Linked DNA regions of Mus musculus: region 2 is linked to region 1. Evidence: chromatin loops called from intact Hi-C (ENCODE). Cell type or tissue: left cerebral cortex. All regions are shown on one strand.

What was found. A loop is a pair of places that touch in the nucleus more often than their neighbours do. Peaks named below come from ENCODE experiments on the same cell type or tissue, not always from the same donor. Only the 100,000 strongest peaks of a DNase experiment are listed, where the experiment ranks them.
Region 2: it touches region 1 in a loop (1.8-fold over the local background); 2 of 42 quality-filtered maps call a loop at or near these places.

Annotation. Positions count from the first base shown.
Region 1 is chr15:71,727,278-71,729,777 of GRCm38, forward strand. It overlaps Fam135b (family with sequence similarity 135, member B), which reads right to left and starts at 561. Exons shown (of 20, transcript NM_177819.3): 1 at 392-561. In left cerebral cortex, a CTCF peak has its summit at 1,053 (motif pointing right); DNase peaks (open chromatin) are centred at 572 and 1,019; H3K4me3 peaks cover 1,406 bases; H3K27ac peaks cover 1,433 bases.
Region 2 is chr15:71,677,204-71,679,703 of GRCm38, forward strand. All of the region lies in intron 1 of Fam135b (family with sequence similarity 135, member B), which reads right to left. Among named protein-coding and RNA genes, the nearest start is that of Fam135b, 49 kb to the right of the region's middle. In left cerebral cortex, no CTCF peak of the experiment used is centred here; DNase peaks (open chromatin) are centred at 1,023, 1,713 and 2,055; H3K27ac peaks cover 1,383 bases.

The DNA of each region.
Region 1 (2,500 bases):
CCCTCCAAAGAGATGGTCTCTGAGTCAGCTTTGCCCCACATAGAACAGAGACCATAGCCCCTCCACCTCCACAAGGTCTTCTTTTGAGCCTGTCCTGGGTTCAGTGGCTCAGAGGACCTGAACAGGTCTAAATAAGCCCCTTAGGACCACCACATTCACACAATCACATTTAATGGTCCTTCTTGTCTCTAAGCTTTGCCCAGAAGTGGGGCAAGATCAGAGGGCAGAGATATCTGAGGGGAAAATAGAGAAAGATATATTTTTTAAAAAAATCGCGGAAGAATCTCTACTCAGTAATAGAAAGCCATCCAACTAGCAACCACGCTTCCAGAAACGTCACTGCCACAGAAAGAGTTTTACAGCTGGTGACCCCCACAGCGTTCTCACCTACCTGTCTCCCACTGCAGGGCTCTCTCTCTCACCTCCTAGGGCCCTGTTCCAGCTCTGGTCCCGCTCTCTTCTGGTCTCCTTCTCCAGCAGCCAACACCGGCAGCGACTGTGGGCGGACCAAGGAGTCGGTGGCGGCACCTGCGAGCTGTCTCAGGTCTCTACCGAGAGGCTGACTGGAGGAGGAGCAAGCGGATGCTGCCCTCACCGCCGCCGCCGCCGCCACTGCCGCCGTGGTGCTGATGCGGTTGCTATGGTTATGGAACTCCGCAGCTGCCCCCTCTTGGTGCAACAGCTGCCCGGCCACCGCGGCCTCCTGGCAGCCCGAGCTAAGGTGCCCGAGGCAAGGTTGTGAATGTGGTTAAGGGAATTCTTCCCCCGCCTAGGAGAAGACTGGGAGCCTCTACTTGGGCCGTGGCTGGGTCTCTCCTCCAGCGCCCTTGCTCTCCTTCCCACGCCAGAACCTAAGGCCAGACTACAACAACACAGAGAGCGCGCTCAAGGCCTAGAAAGCCCTCCCTGCCGCTCAGCTCTGCCCCTGCAGCCTCGGTGCACCGCGGTAGATTGCGCGACTAGCTGGGAGGCGCCGCTAGCGTCCCCCACCTCTGTCCGCCAGAAGAGTCTAGGCGCGCCAGGCTGCCCTGCGGCCAAACCCCGCCCGCTCATAGGCTCTCCTGCCAGCCCGCCCGGCCTGTGGAGGGCGCAAGATGCTGGGCCAAAGAAGTCTGTCCTCAACCAGCCCAACCTGGCCAGGAGCATGCTCAGTCTCCGCGCGGAGATTGTCCTCCAGAGCCAAGATAGCGATGCAGTTAGAAGGAAAGGTTTCTTTCAGACCCCAGGGGAGAGAGGTATTAAACTTGGGAGAAGTTGGTGATGCAACAAGTACACACCTAAATAAATAAGTAGTCTGAAAGCTGGAAGTGACCCATACTACCACTACTAAATGTGCAATGGTCATTGAGCAACAGCCCATTCATCATTTACAGATGTTCTTCATGCTAAACACTAAGGGTTCAGAGGTATGCCAACTTGATCCATGGGAAAAAAATGACAACAATGAGAAAACATAAGGCAACTCACATCTACTAGCCATTCTTCAGCGGGCAGTTTGCTTGGGAATACATCATCTCACTATGACAGTGTCAAGAAGTTCTTGTGTCCTACTTGTTACAGGTGACAGAGCAGCCTTAAAAGTGGAACCAGTGCTAGAATTTGGAAGCTGAGTGTTCTGTCTATTAGACTAGGCTGCAGTAGTTCACATGGGGTGAAGGAAAGACACTTGGAAGAAGGTGCAAGTATAGCCAGAGGTGATGGTAATGAATGGGGAAGAATATTCCCACATGAAAGGGGCAGGCACCCCCACCCCACCCCCGCCCCAAACTAGATAAACAGGACCGTTTGATTTTATTTTGTCCTTTTATCCACAGGGAACACCCAGAGTGACTAGAACGGAGGGCACTAGGGAAGGTGAGACAAGAGCTTGGACTGGAGGAGCCAAGACAAAGTTGACTTTGAACACAGTGGGACACAGAAGGCACTTAAGCAAGGGGAAGGGTTGGTCATCATGGGAAGAAGATTGCCTACTTGGCTACTGTGGCAGTGAATGTCAAGTTCTGAAGGTGCTGTTGGCACAGAGACCAGAGCAAATGACCCATCTGCTTTGCTGATCCTCTTCACAGCATCCAGCCAAGCCCGGAACAATGCGAATCCCAGTAAATACTGGGAGAATGACGAATAAAGGATTATTTGCTTCTCCATCAGGGAAGATGAGTGTTGTTCTTTTGCAAATATTTGCCCTTGAAATATGATTAAAATCCGATGACGTGTATTTGCATTTCAGTTCTACGTAACCTTACTTTGGAAAGTCAAAGCAAGCCTCTTACCGCTTTCGCTTGGACTTCCTGATCCCTAGCAGAGTAGTATGCTGGGATTATTGTTCCCCTGCATTGGAACAAACATGTTTCAAGAATCTAGACGGGAAAGTTCCATGATATGTTATGTGATGAAAACAAAGTACAGAATAACGTTTCAAACAGAGTAGCTCTCGTGGATCAAGGAGAAAACACCCAGGAAAATGTATATTTTCTTGTATTGTATTGGCATAGAAATGCAC
Region 2 (2,500 bases), 50 kb before region 1:
AGCACCCTTCTGGCCATGCTCTGCTCTTCAAGCCATGTGACAGAACTGGCTCAACTTCTAGGAAGTGGAGAAAGGCTCTGCCCCTCAGGGAGAGATCACACCACTCTATGGTGTCCCACTATGTGGAACAACACTGCAAATATTGTTTCAGACATCTTTAGAAATAACAGCTACTAGATTGCATTAGTGAGGACTGGGTTTTCATAACTCTGACATGTCTGTGTTGTTATCAACCATGTGTCCATAGACAGAATGATTTATTTCTCAGAGGCTCATTGTTTCTCCTAAAGAGGATCTAATAGCAGCTACCTCACAGAACCCATTATGGGACAACTTGCCCTACACTGAAAGATGCCCTACAAAGCTGCTGTTATTATAGTGTTCTTGCAATATGTTATCCAAATCTGAATAGCACTGAAAGTGGAGGAATAGAAGACACTGTGTGGTGTCATTTAATGACGAGAACGGGGTTACATAGGAATTTGTGTTCACCTTCTGATGATACTTATGTTAGACCTTGAAAACTAAATAGAAACTCAAAGGTTCACTCAGTTAGTGGGGCACTTATCTAGGTAAAACAGACACCACCTTGGGGCTGCCAGGTTGGTGTCCTGATTCTTTCTAGTCTAAGATGTCTTCCAAATACATACCTTAACTGATCATGAAACCTTTCTTTCCCAGCCTGTCTTTGTACATTTCTAACTCTGCTAAGTATATATTTGTAAGTGGATTAGGATTTGAACTAGTTCAAAGAGAGGAGATGTCATACTCACATTTACCATGGCATTATCAAGCAAAGTGTATGCACAGTACAATACTGCATGCAATGTGCAGAGTGCATACACCCACTGAACTCATCATGGTAGTGGAGTTATATGTCTTCAGTTTATTCAGGGTGATGATTTCCTGGAAAACCTTGATATTCCCTGCAATAATTAAGCTATTCAACAGAAGTATACATGACAAAGAGTGACATTGTATTATGGATCTATGAAGTAATTGGTTCTTAGAAGATTCTGATGGGCAAAGGATGGCATCGTCAGAGGGAAAAGTGAAACATGAAACAGGATAATGGTGCCCATGGATTGTAACAAAAGATGAATGACAAACACATAGAGTTCATAGCAGGTGCCAACAAAATTACGTCTGACTTTCCAACAATAAAAAGCAACCTAAGAGCAATTATCAATGGCAACTCCATCTCGTGGCATGTGTACTGTATGTTTGTGTATATAATCCTCATAAAACATAATGAAATAGTGGTAAATTATTTTGTTGGTGAGTGAATTTATGTTGTGATAGACTTAGTAAAGGTGGTGAGAAGATGATATTTCCAGGACTCACCCTCTATCTCCTTGATACTTGAATTGATAACTGTATTGAAGCCTTACAGTGGATCTCTGACCAATAAACAAATTCATTCTATGGAGAAAAGGAAGAATGGGTTTCTTGTAAATGAAGGTGAAGACACCAATGAGAAGCTGCTCTGCTGGTTCTGCAAAAGTGCCAGATGTCAATATAGATAAGAACTAAATTAGTGGAGAAGAGAGATGCTGCAGCTGTTGTAAATGTACCCATCTTTGGGAAGTATGCTATGGGGAAATCACAATCTTTTCTGCTTGTACCACTGTTGCTAAATCAAGAAAGCACCATACTTGTCCTGGAGATGACAGCCCTGACTCTGGGTACACATTCTAAGCTTAGGCAAGCTGTAGTCACAAGGGTGGAATATTATTAGTTTCGCTGTGTTTCAGCTCCAGATTTCTCCGTGAATCATGTGTGCATGAATCATAGTCACCGCTCCTCATATTTTAGAAGCAGATGTATAATTTTTCTTATCCAAGAAAAAAAATCAATTGCTGCCTAAATATGACTCTACTGTTGTCTCTGAATCTCTTTGATTTATTCAATTCCAAACCTTCCTTTTGGGGAAGAGTGAGAATAATTAGCAAAGTTTTAAAAAGAAGAAGGTGACTTTATTCTGTATTCCATCCAGGATTCTACTTTATGCTTTAAAGGCGAGGTAGACGTAAGTATTCCCATTTTGTAGAACAGGAATCTGAGACTCAATGTGAGCAATTTATTGATGCAGAGTGTCACAGCTAGTGGTCAGATGGAGCTAGGATTCCGCCTAATTGTGCTACACACTAAATCTTTGGTTGTCATCAGCCCTGATTGGTTTTCTGGCTTTCAGTGTAAGAGATGATAGCAGACAGACCAACACCAAATGAGTAATTTTTTTTTTTTAAATCTCATTTAGAGATGGCTTTCTACTCTCTCCACTAGTTGGTGTTTGTTGTCTATCAACATTTTAGGACCGATGTTTTAATTGTTCTGGTCCTTTTGAGTCTTTGTGAGAAATTGATAAATAGCAAGCTGGTTGCTCTGAAGGATATGGTGCAGGGACACAGGGACCAGTGATAGTGTTGTTCAAAACAAGTCAGACATGGGCAGAGAAAAAACCCCTTTCTGGCACCAGTCACAGACATCTTATGGTATA